2 separate regions of the Homo sapiens genome follow, and region 2 is linked to region 1. The links are chromatin contacts, found by Hi-C or POLR2A ChIA-PET in ENCODE. All regions are on one chromosome and are shown on one strand. The core of a region is the stretch at or near the end of the contact, and the rest is flanking DNA. Distances in the headings are between cores, read along the strand shown.

Region 1 (7,371 bases), core at 2,839-5,338:
TTTCTCCTCAGAAGAGTGAGGAGCTGTGGTCATTTCACAAACCCTGTAACACTGGGAGAGGTGGAATGTGACTCAGACTGCCCAGGGAAAGAGGGGCTGCCAACCACGCCCTTCCTCTTTCCTTCGCACCTGCACGTCCTGAGCCAGTGGTTTGTGCTCCTCTGTGAGAGCTGATAAACTGGCCTATGGGGAGGCCCAGAGCCATTCCCCATCGCACCTCCCCAAGTGGGGCTTTCTAAAAGATCCCGAACCTAGGAGGTGCTTGATAAGTGATTGCTTGATACATGCTTATGAGGTGGGGTTTGCTTCTCCCAGGCACTGACAAGGTAGATAGTGCTGACAAGTAATAGCCTCTGAATTGCCAAAGGCGATGTCAAGCTTTCGCCATTAAGGTTTGAGCTAGAGGGGTACAAATTAGAGGTGAAACCAATGTGGGGAGCTGAGAGTCAGAGCTCTTTGGGGGCACACAGTGCTCTCAGCACTGCTGAGAACTCACATTTCTGCACGGACTCTTAGCAGTGAGGGCCAGAAAATGCAGTGGGCCTGAATGAGATGCACGTGCTGCAAGACCAACTCTGCTGGTTCAGTTAACACTCAGGGAGCCATGTGGTCAAGGGCAGCATCGGGGCCTACATCCTGGAGATACCAAGATCCAATTAAGCAAGTGTTTATTAAACACCTACAATACACCCGGCCCTGGGCCTCTGAGATGGAGATGATGCCGTCTCTGCCCTGGGTAACCCCGGGTGGACACATGACAGACACTAGGTGATTAAGAACCATTTGAGGCCGGGCGCGGTGGCTTATGCCTCTAATCCAAGCACTTTGGGAGGCCGAGGCAGGTGGATCACTTGAGGTCAGGAGTTCGAGACCAGCCTGGCCAACATGGTGAAACCCCGTCTCTACTAAAAATACAAAAAATTAGCTGGGCATGGTGGTGGGCACCTGTAAATCCCAGCTACTCAGGAGGCTGAGGTAGGAAAATCGCTTGAACCCAGGAGGCGGAAGTTGCAGTCAGCCAAGATTATGCCATTGCACTCCAGTCTGGGCGACAAGAGCGAAACTTCGTCTCAAAACCAACAAAAAAAACGGGTTCCTTTGTTCCACTGCGAAGAAGAGCAGTGCAGGCATCCCATGCTCAGATGGGAAGGCCTGGTTCCTGGGGTGGGTGGCACTTAGGAAGCGAGCATCTAACTAGTTGCAGGGCCATGTGCAAGTCACCAGTTTCCATGCCTCGGTTTCCCCACCTATCATACAGTCCTGCATGATCCAGCCTCTGTTTCTCCTCTTGCCTCGTGTCTGGCCAGCCGCTCCATGCCTGCACTCCCTCTGCTGCTCCGGCCTCCAGTGGCCTCCCAGGCTAACACCTCCTCATTTGTCACATCTCAGCTCAAGCATCATCTCTAGGAGGCCTTCCCTGGCCACCTGGCTCTGCATCCTCTCACACCCCATCATGCCTTATGACACTTGACATCACGTGCAACCGTGTATTTATCTGTTGCTCTTTTTAGTGGCTTTCTCTTCTTGGCCCAAAGCCTGGCACTGAATAAATATTTGTTGAATGAATGAATAAACTAATGAATGAACAAATGAGCAGGTGTGCTGTGGGACTCAGATGACCCCACAGCTGGGACTCAGTGCCCTGGGAGTGGAGGGACACAATGTGTTCCTAAGCCCATGGGCCAGAGTCAGGGAATCCCACATAGAAACTGGCTTCCCCTGGGCTTCCAGAGGCTGCCAGGGAGCATCACTGCCTTAGGCCTCCCGCCCGGAACAAGAACAGGCCTTCCTGGAGCCACTATTGTGGTCAGCATTGTTGTGGTCCTTGCTGCCCTCGCAGCTGTGCTCCCTGGAATTCCCAGGTGGCTGTGTGTGTGTGTGTGTGTGTGTGTGTGTGTGTGTGTTAGTGGGGTGGGCGTGGGGGAAACCTGGAGCCCTGACCCTGAGGCCACCTGCCTCAGTGGGTTGGACAGGGAGGCTTCTTGAAGATTGACCCCCAACCTGAGTCTCCCCAGCGGAAGGGGAATTCGGCTGGTGGGGAAGGTGGGGGAATGGGCGTGGCGTATTCTAGGCTTAGGGATCCCAGGGCTGCGGGAGGACAGCCAAAGCTGGAGCGCCAGTCGTGCAGGCCAGAGCTGATGGGGCTTTGCCTACCATGCCAGGTGCTGCTTCTGGAGGGTGGGGCAGGGGGAAGGATTTGAAATGAGGTAGCAACAGCACAATCAGAATTGTGTTGTTCAAAGGCCTTCCTGTCACGGGGAGAGGATAGGCCACCACAGGTTCTTTCCTATCTCCCTCTTTCCCCTCCAGACCTTACCCCTTCTAAAATGGAGGCATTTTGTTTGTTTTCGCTCAGAACCCAGTTCCTCATGAACTGTCATTGTAAATAGACCGGAGGCCAGAACAAAGGAAGATTTTTTAAAATTATTTTTTCCTCCTTTAAAGACTAGCTTAATGAGAACTGCTGACATGGGGTAAAGTACAGCACGCCCAAGCTGAGAGAGGTGTGGGGGTACCCTAGACTGGGAAACTGAGGCCCAGGGAGAAGCACTGCTGGGCAAGGAGCATCCCTCTACATCCCAGGTGGGGTGGGCGCTCCACACACCAGTGTGATGGGAAAAGTGGAGGTGATGAGTGTCCTCACCTGGGCACAGCCTGGCCCTCATGAGATGGAACGTGCAGGGAGCCTTTTGGGGGAGGGTTCAGGAGGAGAACTGGGTGGTTTGCCCAGGAACTCAGAAGGAGTATTCCCTAGGCGGGTGGGTAGCGTGTGGAAGGACACCTGAGGCAGACAGAAGACACAGAGACCCAAGGGAGAAGGAAGAACGGCTGGGTTTAGAGACGTGGACGTAAGTGAAAGGGCAGAGCCAAGGATGCAGCAGGACAGGAGGGAGGGGGTTAATAACACACTTGAAGCCCACGGTCCAGGTTTGATTTCATTTAACTTAGTTTACTCTGGACCCCTGAGTCTCTCTCAAATTTGAATGGCCTTTTTTTCCTTTTGAAGGGGGATTCTTTAGGAGGAAGGGCAGAGAGGGCACCAAGCAAGTAGATACTGTCTCTAATAAAAGTTTTGGTCATGGCCAGGCGCAGTGGCTCACTCCTGTAATCCCAGAACTGGGAGGCCCGAGGCAGGAGGATTGCTTGAGCCCAGGAGTTCAAGACCAGCCTAGGCAAAATGGCAAGATCCCTATCTCTACAAAAAAAAAAATAATAATACAAAAATTAGCTAGGCATGGTGATGTGCACCTAGTCCCAGCTACCTAGGAAGCTGAGGTGGGAGGATTGCTTGAGTCTGGGAGGTCGACGCTGCAGTGAGCTGTGATTGCACCACTGCACTCCAGCCGTGGTGACAGAGTGAGACTCTGTCTAAAAAAAAAAAAAGGAAGTTTCGAGGGTGAGATGAAGTAAAAGACTGGAATGTTCTTGAGACATTGGGCTAGAGATTGTCATTTGTTTTTGCTACTTAAATCCAGGTGCTCTGGGCTAACCTGATTGGGCCCCTGATGCAAAAGCGCCTCCTGGTGGGTGGTTCTGAAAACACTGAATACTTTCCTCCCCCTGCCACCCAGTAACAATATTAATAATACAAATACAGCATTTTTTTTTCCCTGCAGAACAAAATTCCTAGAAGCTGAAGGGCTGAGTTGCTGAACATGAGCATTTTACTTTTAGGCAGATTACATCAAAGTCTCTTTCCAAAAAGTTGGCACCAATTGGCACCCCATTTTTGGTGCATTTAAATATTAAACACCAAGATGAGACTGGATGGATCCCTCTCCTGAAATGTCCTGTCCATAAATGAAAGAGCTGGGGCCAAGCTCACGGTGGCTCACGCCTGTAATCCCAGCACTTTGGGAGGCCAGGGTGGGAGGATTGCTTGAGCTCAGGAGTTCAAGACTAGCCTGGGAAATATAGGGAGACCCCTGTCTCTTAAACAAACTTAAAAAAAATGGCTGGATTAAACGACAACAACAGTTTCAGGGACCCAGTCTTTTCTGAACAGTGTCTCCCCCGCTCAGCTCTCACAGATCATTGAGGTGGGCGGGGTTAGACCCATTGACAGTTGGACCTGCAGGGCCAGGTCACATAGCCAGTGGGTCTGAGCTGACTTTTCTTCCCAAGCCTGTGTGATCCCCAAAACCCTTGGCTGCCCCCACTCTGCCCCCCGCCTCCCAGCCCTTCCAGCTGCAGCCTTTTCACTCATTCCACCACCACTCAGCTCTGAGTGGCTACGCTGGCGGGCTCTCTGCTTTGCGTCGGAGACATCACAGTGAGCAAAGGCAGATATGTTTTATGTGCCCTTGAAGAATCTCCCAGACAAACGTGTCATTGCAGTCGGAGCCAAATGGCCGGGGCAGGTGGCACAGATGAATGCCGGGCAGAGGAGCCTGCAGGTGGGTGGAATGCAGCCTGTCTGTGCTGAAAGTGTGGGGTGACCCTGGGGTTTTAAGCAGGGGATGGTGACCAAAAAAGCCAGCAGAAAGACCAGTGTGTGGTTTTGAAGCTGCTGCCCTAGACTCCCTGTGCCTCATGTGTCCCTTGGAGCTCCACCTGGGTCTCTGTGCCCACGGGGCTGCGGTGAGGCTCCCCGAATGTGGGGACCGTGTGGCCGTTGAGCCCATCTCCGGCAGCTATGGCTGAGGCGCCAGCCACTTCCGCCCTGTGCTCTCTCTGTGGTTGGCTACGGGGGCTGAGACACCTCCGGCCAGTCTTGAGGGGAGCAGGAGGAGGCTGCTGGACTGTCCCCCATGGCAGCCACAGGGCCTCTTCACTCCCTCCTGCCTCTGTGGCTCCAGGGGCCCAGCTCAGCCTCTTCCTGCCGTTTGTACCAGCCCTGGGGCTCCTCAGGAGGGCGGGCTTGTCGCTTGTTCCCCCAACCCTGCAACCCCTCCACTTCCTCTCCTCACCCGCCCCAGGGTGTGAGGTGGGACACAGAGAGATGCCCAGCCCTTACTACCAAGGAGTCTTGGGTCTTGAGGGGGCTTCTTTTATGGCCACTCATTTCAGCCCCTAGATCCTGCCAGTCCCATATTCTTCACTCCCTGAGGCCTTCTGGCTCTCAAAGCCCGAGTCTAGTGCCTTCCTACCAGCCATCTTCACCAGGCCCCTCTCCTATGCTGGGTCTGTTTAGATGCAGGGGCACAGGGAGTAGGAAAAGGTCTCTGCTGCCGGAGCCCACAGCCCTGTGGGAAGACAGCAGGGCCAGGTGGCAGTCAGGGAGAGAAGCACTTTTCTGGAACTGTGTGAAATGCTGTGAGCTTGGGGGAGGCAGGGGAGGGAGTGGGGAGGGTAGAGGAGGAAGAGTCCCAGAACAAAAAGGCCTGGTGTGGTGAGAAATTCAGGAGGGAATAAAAGGGAACAAGAGCAAGAAATAGAGACAGGCACACTGTGGTTCTTGGTTTTTCCCACAAAACTAAAGCTATTTAAATTGAAGAAGTATTTTTTTTTTTTTGGAGATATTGTCTTGCTCTGTCACCCAGACTGAAGTGTAATGATGCAATCATAGCTCATTGTAACCTTGACCTTCTAGGCTCAAGCAGTCCTCCTGCCTCAGCCTCTTGAGTAGCTAGGACTACAGGCATGCGCCACCACACCCAGCTAATACATATGTATGTATGTATGTATGTATAATATATATGTAATATATTTTATGTGTGTGTATTTATTTTATTTTATTTTATTTTTTTGAGACAGAGTCTTGCATTGTCACCTGGGCTGGTGTGCAGTGGTGGGATCTCGGCTCACTGCAACCTCCATCTCCTGGGTTCAAGCGATTCTCCTGCCTCAGCCTCCCAAGTAGCTAGGATTACAGCTAGCTACTGTAATAGCTACTGGGCGCCCACCACCATGCCCAGCTAATTTTTTGTATTATTAGTAGAGATGGGGTTTCACTGTGTTGGTCAGGCTGGTCTCGAACTCCTGACCTTGTGATCCGCCTGCCTTGGCCTCCCGGAGTGCTGGGATTACAGGCGTGAGCCACTGCCCCGGCTCCTCTTAAATTTTTAAGTGCACGCTACAGTATTGTTAACTATAACCACAATGTTGTGCAGAAGACCTCCGGACATTTTTATCTGTGTGACTGAAACTCTATACCCATTGAACAGCAACTCTCTGTTCCCCACTCCCCCTCAGCCCCTGGCAACCCAACCCCCATTCTACTATTTTTTTTTTTTTTTTTTTTTTTTGGAGACAGAGTTTCACTCTTGTTGCCCAGGCTGGAGTGCAATGGCACGATCTCGGCTCACCTTAACCTCCAACTCCTGGGTTCAAGCAATTCTCCTGCCTCAGCCTCCCGAGTAGCTGGGATTATAGGTGTGCGCCACCACGCCCGGCTAATTTTGTATTTTTAGTAGAGACAGGGTTTCTCCATGTTGGTCGGGCTGGTCTCAAACTGACCTGAGGTGATTTGCCCACCTCGGCCTCCCAAAGTGCTGGGATTATAGGCGTGAGCCACTGTGCCTGGCCCATTCTACTATTTTTTCCCTTTCTTTTTTCTACTTAAAATTTTTTTGTCTTTATTTTTTTTCTTTCTTCTACTTTCTGTTTCTTCTTTGGATTCCTCATATAAATGGAATCATGCATTATTTGTCCTTCTGTGACTGGTTTGTTTCATTTAGCATAAAGTCATCAAAGTTCATCCATATGGCAGCACATGACAGGCTTTCTTTATTTTGATGGCTAAATAATATTCCAATGTGTGTACACACCATATGTTGTTTATCCATTCATCTGTGGATGGACATTTAGGTTGTTTCTACCTCTTGGCTATTGTGAATAATGATGCAATCAATATGGGAGTTCACATATCTCTTGGAGATCCTGATTTCAATTCTTTTGGAAAAATACCTGCAAGTGGGATTCCTGGATCATATGGTAGTTCTATTTTTAATTTTTTGAGAAACCTCCATACTGTTTTCTGTAGCAGCTGCACCATTTAACATTCCCACTAACCATGCACAAGGGTTCAACTTCTCCACATCCTTGCCAACACTGTTGTTTTTTTTTTTTTTTTAAATAATGGCAGTTCTAACAGGTGTAAGTTGATGGCTCATTGTGGTTTTGATTTGCATTTCTCTGGTGATCAGTGAGGTTGAGCACTTTTTCATGTTCTTGTTGACCACTTGCATGTCATCTTTGGAGGGATGCCTATTCAAGTCCTTTGCCTATTTTTTATTTTTATTTTTATTTTATTTTTATTTTTTGAGACGGAGTCTCGCCCAGGCTGGAATGCAATGGTGAGATCTTGGCTCACTGCAACCTCTGCCTCCTGGGTTCAAATGATTCTCCTGCCTCAGCCTCCTGAGTAGCTGGGATTACAGGTGCCCACCACTACACTCAGCTAATTTTCATATTTTTAGTAGAGAGAGG
Region 2 (7,371 bases), core at 2,082-4,581, 820 kb before region 1:
CTGAACTCCTATATTCTCTTTCCCAGCATGCCAGTTAAAAACTTCAATCAAGGCCAGGTGCAGTTACTCATGCCTGTAATCCCAGCATTTTGGGAAGCCGAGGCGGGCAGATCACCTGCGGTCAGGCGTTCGAGACCAGCCTGGCCAATGTAGTGAAACCCCATCTCTACTATAAATACAAAAATTAGCCGGACGTGTTGGCACGCACCTGTAATACCAGCTACTTGGGAAGCTGAGGCAGGAGAACTGCTTGAACCCAGGAGGCGGAGGTTGCAGTGAGCCGAGATCATGCCATTGCACGCCAGCCTGAGCAACAAGAGTGAAACTCCGTCTCAAAAAAAAAAAAAAAAAAAAAAAACCAAAACTTCAATCAAGGGCGGGTGCAGAGGCTCACACTTGTAATCCCAGAACTTTGGGAGGCTGAGGCGGGCAGATCACTTGAGGTCAGGAGCCCAGCCAAAACATGGTTAAACCCCGTCTCTACAAAAAATACAAAAAAAAATTAGCCAGGCATGGTGGTGAGCACCTGTAATCCCAGCTCCTCAGGAGGCTGAGTACTACACCAAGTGTACTGTCTAGGAATGTAATACAGAATTCTCTTAGAAACACTAAAAAAGGCCAGGCAAAGTGGCTCATGACTTTAATCCCAGCAATTTGGATGGCTGAGGAAGGAGGATTACTCAAGCCCAGGACTTCCGGACTAGCATGGGCAACAAAGCAAGACCCCATCTCTACAAAAAATAAAAAAATTAGCTGGGTGTGGTGGCGCCTGGAGTCCCAGCTACTCAAGTGGCTGAGGCAGGAGAATCACTTGAACCCAGGAGGTTGAGGCTGCTGTGGGCCATGATGACGCCACTGCACTCCAGTCTGGGTGACAGAGAGAGACTGTCTCAAAAAAAGGAAAAAAGAAAACAAAAATGTAGTTACGTAACAGAAGCAAAAGTTGTGCTTTTGGGCATATTTTAAACTAAATACTACACAAAAGAAATTTGGACACAATCTTTTTTTTTTAAGTGAAAGCAAGTTTATTATGGAAGTAAAGAAACAAAGGAAGACTACTTCATAGGCAGAAGAGCCCCCCAATTTTTTCAAATAAAAAGTCCTTTCTGGTCAGGCTTGGTGACTCACGCTCGTAATCCCAGCACTTTGGGAGGCTGAGGTGGGTGAATTACCTGAGGTCAGGGGTTCGAGACCAGCCTGACCAATATGGTGAAACCCTGTCTCTACTAAAAATATAAAAATTAAGGCCGGGCGCAGTGGCTCATGCCTCTAATCCCAGCACTTTGAGAGGCTGAGGCAGATGGATCCCCTGAGTTCAGGAGTTCACGACCAGCCTGGCCAACATGGTAAAACCGTCTCTACTAAAAATGCAAAAAATTAGTCAGGTGTGGTGGCAGGCGCCTGTAATCGCAGCTACTCTGGAGGCTGATGCAGGAGAATCGCTTGAACCTGGGGCGGGGGGAGGTTGCAGTGAGCCGATATTGTACTACTGCACTCCAGCCTGGGCAACAAGAACAAAACTCCGTCTCAAAAAAAATAATAAAATAAAATAAAATAATTGGCCGAGCGTGGTGGCATATGCCTGTAGTCCCAGCTACTCCGGAGGCTGAGACAGGAGAATAGCTTGAACCCAGGAGACGGAGGTTGCAGTGAGCCAAGATCACACCCCTGCACTCCAGTCTGGGCGACAGAGCAAGATTCCGTCTCAAAAAAAAAAAAGCCTTTCATTTTACAGAGATGCTGTACCTTTGCAAGCCTAAAAGAGTAATCACTATCCGCCTCTTTAGTTGGAAATTTCATGAGGAATGGATCAAACCATCAAAAGCAGTAACTGCAAGCTGGGTGTATCTACTTTTTCTATCTTCAATCCAACATTTAATGGGTGCAAAAAAAAAGAAGCGTAAAGCCTCCCTTTCACGTGTTTAAGGACATCAGCTCTGAGACTAGTACTCAGAGTACCTTCTGTTACTCAGTTTCATCCTCTGCAAAATGGGCATCCTCAAATAATGTCTTACTTAGGATGTCATCAAGATTAAACAATTAAAAAAACATGCAAAACATGTTTATCTGTTTCCTCATTTACTATGTCTCTCCCTCTCCTAACTAAACTCAAAACCCCAGTTCGGTCTATCTTGTTTATTGTATTCCCAGGGCCTGGAATGGTATTTTTAAACTTACTATATGATTTAATAAATATTAAGTGAATAGAATGCAAAATGTCTGGTGCTCAAAAAAATGTTGGCTATTATAATTACAATAATGAAAAACAATTAAAATTTTATTGTTCTTATTCAGAGAAGCCACCCCTCCCCCAAGGATCTCACACATCAAGGAGGAACACTAGATAAATACTGGAATGGCTAAATGGAAGTAAGAATAACAATTAGATCATGGAGCAGGACTAACAGACAACAAAACAAAATCTTAACACGGCTAGAGCCTAATTTCGGACTTTTCCGAGTGCGGTGCACACTGGATCAGATTAATAAAGGACGATTACAATAATGACAGTTTTCACAATTGTGTGTGTGCCACGGTCGGTGTCAAGCGTTTTACTGGCCTCACAAAACCCAAGAACCCTGGGGGAGGGAGGGAACCCGCTCCACATCCCCATTTTGCAGATGGGGGAACTGAGGCACCGGGAGAGCCAAGGTCACTACCTAAATGGGGAAGCCTGGATGTGAACCCAGGTAGCCAACTACTGAGCCTGCGCTCAAACAGGCCCTCCGAGGGGCCATTCTCATCTCCTCCAACCCTCAACATCGGGCGGGTGTAGTATTTCCCCAGGAGCCGGACTTCGTGGCCCCAGCGCTGGGACAACAAAATGATTCTTGCCCGCCGGCAAGTCCCATGGACGCCGGCCCGGCCTAAGTTCCGAGGCCGCGGGCCCCACAATTTCCCTCACACCGTGAGCCCCGAGCTCTTCGGGCGGCGCAGGAAGCGACGGGGTGGCCTCAGGAGCCCGGGAAGGCCCGCCCCGCTGCGTGACCTTGGATCCGCCGCCCCGCTTCGGGCCTCAGTTTCCACTCCCGGCCTCGCGCCCGGGGCACTCGGAATCACCGCGCCTGCGGAGCCGCAGGCCCTCACACGCCCCCCTCGGCCGCCCGCATTCACGCCCCACTTACGCTGGAAGGCGGCCGCTCCAGGGACGCCTACCATCGCCGAGCGCCGCCGCCGCGCGCCGCCCGCCTCTACCCGCGACACGGGTCCCTCGCAGGCGCCGCCCGCCTCGACCCGCGGCCCGGGTCCCTCGCAGGCGTCGCCGCGAGATCTGCAGCCGCCGAGCTAACCAGACACCACCACCGCTGCTGTCGCCGTCGCCGCCGCCGCCGCCGCCGTTAGGCCGCGCCCCGCCCCGCCCCCGGCTGGCCCCGCCCCGCCCGCCGGGCACGCCCCCGCCGCGCGCTCTCGCCGCCAGGCCAACGCACGCGGAAGCCCGGCCCCAAGACCAGCTCCCATTAAGCACCGCCCCCTAACCTGACCCGCCCCTTCCGCGGGAACCGACCGCCGAATCCCGGCGCAGCCTGCTTCTCAGACCTGCCCCCTCGGCGTCACGCGCGCCCGTCACGCGCACGGCCCACTTTCTAGCTCCAGACTTCCCGGTGTAGCCAGGGCAGTGGCCCAGGCTCGGGGGCCGAGTGCTAGGGGGAGGGATTACAACGAGTGGCAACGTCTCACCTGAGTTCTCCAGGTACAGGCCTGATGGCTTTTGCGCATGCCTTTGAGCGAGCCCCCTGGCTCAAAGTGTTTTTGGCCTGAAGTATTCTAAATGCCTAAAATTTCATCATCGTAATTTTAATAACTGTTGGCCGGGCGTGGTGGCCCACGCCTGTAATCCTAGTACTTTGGGAGGCCAAAGGAGAGTCACTTGAGCTCAGGAGTTTGAGACTAGCGTCTCTATTAAAAAAATAAATAAATAAAAATAAAAAATAGACCAGGCACGGTGGCTCAGGCCTATAATCCTAACACTTTGGGAGGCCGAGGAGGGTGGATTACCTGAGGTCAGAACTTCGAGGCTAGTCTGGCCAATGTGGCGAAACGCTGTCTCTACTAAAAATACAAAACTTAGAGCCGGGCGCAGTGGCTCAAGCCTGTAATCCTAGCACTTTGGGAGGCCGAGGCGGGAGGATCACGAGGTCAGGAGTTTGAAGACCAGTCTGGCCTATAAGGTGAAACCCTATCTCTACTAAAAAAATAAATAAATAAAAATACAAAAATTAGCCTGGTGCGGTGGCGCGTGCCTTTAGTCCCAGCTACTCGGGAGGCTGGGGCAGGAGAATCACTTGAATCCGGGAGGGGGAGGTTGCAGTGAGCCGAGATCGGAGCCATTGCACTCCAGCCTGAGCAAAAAGAGCAAAACTCCGTATCAAAAAAACAAAACAAGGCCAGGAGCTGTGGCTCACCCCTGTAATCCCAGCACTTTGGGACGCCGAAGCTGGCAGATCACAGCTCAGGATTTGGAGACCAGCCTGACCAACGTGGTGAAACCCCGTCTGTACTAAAAATACAAAAATTAGCTGGACTTGGTTTCACAAGCCTGTAATCCCAGCTAATCAGGAGGCTGAGACAGGAGAATTGCTTGAACCCCGGAGGCGGAGGTTGCACCGAGCCAAGATCACGACACTGCACTCCCACCTGGGTGACAGAGCGAGACTCCCTCTCAAAAAACAAAACAAAACAAAACAAAAAAATTAGCTGGGCGCGGTGGCGGGTGTCCATAATCCCAGCTACTCGGGAGGCTGAGGCAGGAGAGTCGCTTGAACCTGGGAGGCAGAGGTTGCAGTGAACCGAAATCGCGCCACTACACTCTAGCCTGGGCAACAGAGGGAAGCTCCGTCTGAAAAGAAAAGAAAAGAATAAAGACTCTTGTTTCTCAGTATTATTTCAGATATCTCACACCAAGAATATAGAATGCATTTGTATTTTACTTGTGTATTGAAAACAAATTTTAAAAGACAGAATGTAGGCCGGCCGGGTACAGTGGTTTATGCCTCTAATCCCGGCACTTTGGGAGGCCAAGGCAGGTGGATCGCTTGAGTCCAGGAGTTCAAGACTAGCCTGGGTAACACGGGGAAACCGCGCCTGTACAAAAAATACAAAAATTAGCCAGACATGGTGTTGCACACACGCTTGTAGTCTCAGCTACACAGAAGGCTGCGGTGGGAGGATCATATGAGCCAGGGAGTCAGAGGTTTCAGTTACCCCAGATCAGACCAATGTACTCTGGCCTGATCTAACAGATCAGGCGTGAGTAACAGAGTGAGACCCTGTCTCAAAAAAAGAAAAAAAAATGTAGAAATAAGAACATATGTGCATATACCAGCTGGGTATAGTGGTTCACACCTGTAATCCTAGCACTTTGGGAGGCTGAAGTGGGCAGATCACAAAAGGTCAGGAGTTCGAGACCAGCCTGGCCAACATGGTGAAAACCTGTCTCTACTAAAAATACAAAAGTTAGCCAGGAGTGGTGGCGTGTGCCTGTAGTCTCAGCTACTCAGGAGGCTGAGGCAGGAGGATGGCTTGAACTTGGGAGGTGGCAGTTGCAGTGAGCCAAGATCATGCCACTGCACTCCAGCCTGGGCCACAAAGCAAGACTCTGTCTCAAAACAAAACAAAAAAAAAAAAAAGAGAGAGAAGAAAAGAACATATGTGGCCAGGCATGGTGGCTCATGCCTGTAATCCCAGCACTTTGGGAGACTGAGGCAGACAGATCACCTGAGGTTGGGAGTTCGAGACCAGCCTGACCAACATGGAGGAACCCTGTCTCTAGTAAAAATACACAATTTGCTGGGCACATGCCTGTAACACCAGCTACTCAGGAGGCTGAGGCAGGAGAATCACTTAAACCCGGGAGGCAGAGGTTGCAGTGAGCCGAGATTGCGCCATTGCACTTCAGCCTGGGCAACAAGAGCGAAACTTCATCTCAAAAAAAAGAAAAGAACATGCATGTATATATATACTCTTTAAAGTGCCATGAGCACTGATGAAGAAAGCCCTCCCTAGAACGTTTTTGGAAAACACAATAAAAGGTACCAATGTACTCAGAGAGTCCCAGGAAGGGTCTCTAAACCACAACTAAAAGGCTATGAGGAATTCAGATGGGGTTAACAGCCCAGCTGAAATTTCACTTCCTTTGTGAAAATCTCTCCAATGCTCCTATCAAAAAATAATTTTCAAGACTGGGCAATAAAGTGAGACCTCCTTTCTACAAAAAATAAAAAAATTAGCAAGGCATGGTGGTGCACGCCTGTAGTCCCAGCTACTCAGGAGGCTGAGGCAGGAGGATTGGCTTGAGCCCAGGAGGTCAAGGCTGCAGTGAGCTGTGATCCGACCACTGCACTCCAGCATGGGTGACAGAGCAAGACCGTGCCTCAAAAAAAGAGTGATAATAATTTGGCCGGATGCGGTGGCTCATGCCTGCAATCTCAGCACTTTGGAAGGCTGAGGCAGGTGGATCACCTGAGGTCAGGAGTTTGAGACCAGCCTGGCCAACATGGTGAAACCCCATCTCTACTAAAAATACAAAAATTAGCTCGCATTGTGGCGGGCACCTGTAATCCCAGCTACTTGGGAGGCTGAGGCAGGAGAATCGCTTGAACCAGGAGACTGAGGTTATGGTAAGTCGAGATCATGCCACTGCACTCCAGTCTAGCGATAGAGTGAGACTCTGTCTCAAAAATAATTACTATTGACCGGGTGCGGTGGCTCACGCCTGTAATCCCAGCACTTTGGGAAGCCAAGGCTGGCGGATCACGAGGTCAGGAGATCGAGACCATCCTGGCTAACACAGTGAAACCCCATCCCTACTAAAAATACAAAAAAAAAAAATTAGCTGGGTGTGGTGGCGGGCGCCTGTAGTCCCAGCTACTTGGAAGGCTGAGGCAGGAGAATGGCGTGAACCTGGGAGGTGGAGCTTGCAGTGAGCTGAGATCGCGCCACCGCACTCCATCCTGGGCGACAGAGCGAGACTCCATCTCAGAAAAAACAACAACAACAACAACAAAAAAAAAACAAAGTGCTGGGATTACAGTCGTGAACCATGGCACCCACCCCGACCAGCTAATTATTATTATTAGTAGTAGTAGTAGTAGTAGAGGTGGTGTCTCTTTGTGTTGCCCAGGCTGGTCTTAAACTCCTAGAGCTCAAGCAATCCTCCAGCCTGGGCCTCTCAAAGTGCTAGAATTGTAAGCACGCGCTACCACACCCAACCTTCAAACTTTTTAAGATTCAAGTAAGAGAGACCGGGCCCAGTGGCTCACGCCTGTAATCCCAGCACTTTGGGAGGCTGAGGCGGGCTGATGATGAGGTCAGGAATTTGAGACCAGCCTGGCCAGCATGATGAAACCTCGTCTCTACTAAAAATACAAAAAT

The links. A loop is a pair of places that touch in the nucleus more often than their neighbours do. ChIA-PET counts read pairs that join two places held with the same protein, here RNA polymerase II (POLR2A). Pooled maps may share reads with other maps.
Region 2: a pooled map shows a loop between it and region 1 (3-fold over the local background). The contact joins the promoter of CBFA2T2 here to the promoter of C20orf203 in region 1. A Hi-C loop is called at or near these places in 1 of 50 pooled maps. POLR2A ChIA-PET finds 5 or more read pairs at or near these places in 2 of 52 experiments (GM12878 and activated B cell).

Annotation. Positions count from the first base shown.
Region 1 is chr20:32,670,658-32,678,028 of GRCh38, reverse strand. C20orf203 (chromosome 20 open reading frame 203) reads left to right here and starts at 4,088. Exons shown (of 6, transcript NM_182584.4): 1 at 4,088-4,397. RefSeq lists enhancers at 1,767-2,469, 3,321-3,390, 5,341-5,840.
Region 2 is chr20:33,486,056-33,493,426 of GRCh38, reverse strand. It overlaps CBFA2T2 (CBFA2/RUNX1 partner transcriptional co-repressor 2), which reads right to left and starts at 3,331. Exons shown (of 11, transcript NM_001032999.3): 1 at 3,126-3,331. The coding sequence starts at 3,159. RefSeq lists silencers at 3,012-3,291, 3,302-3,521 and an enhancer at 3,616-4,164.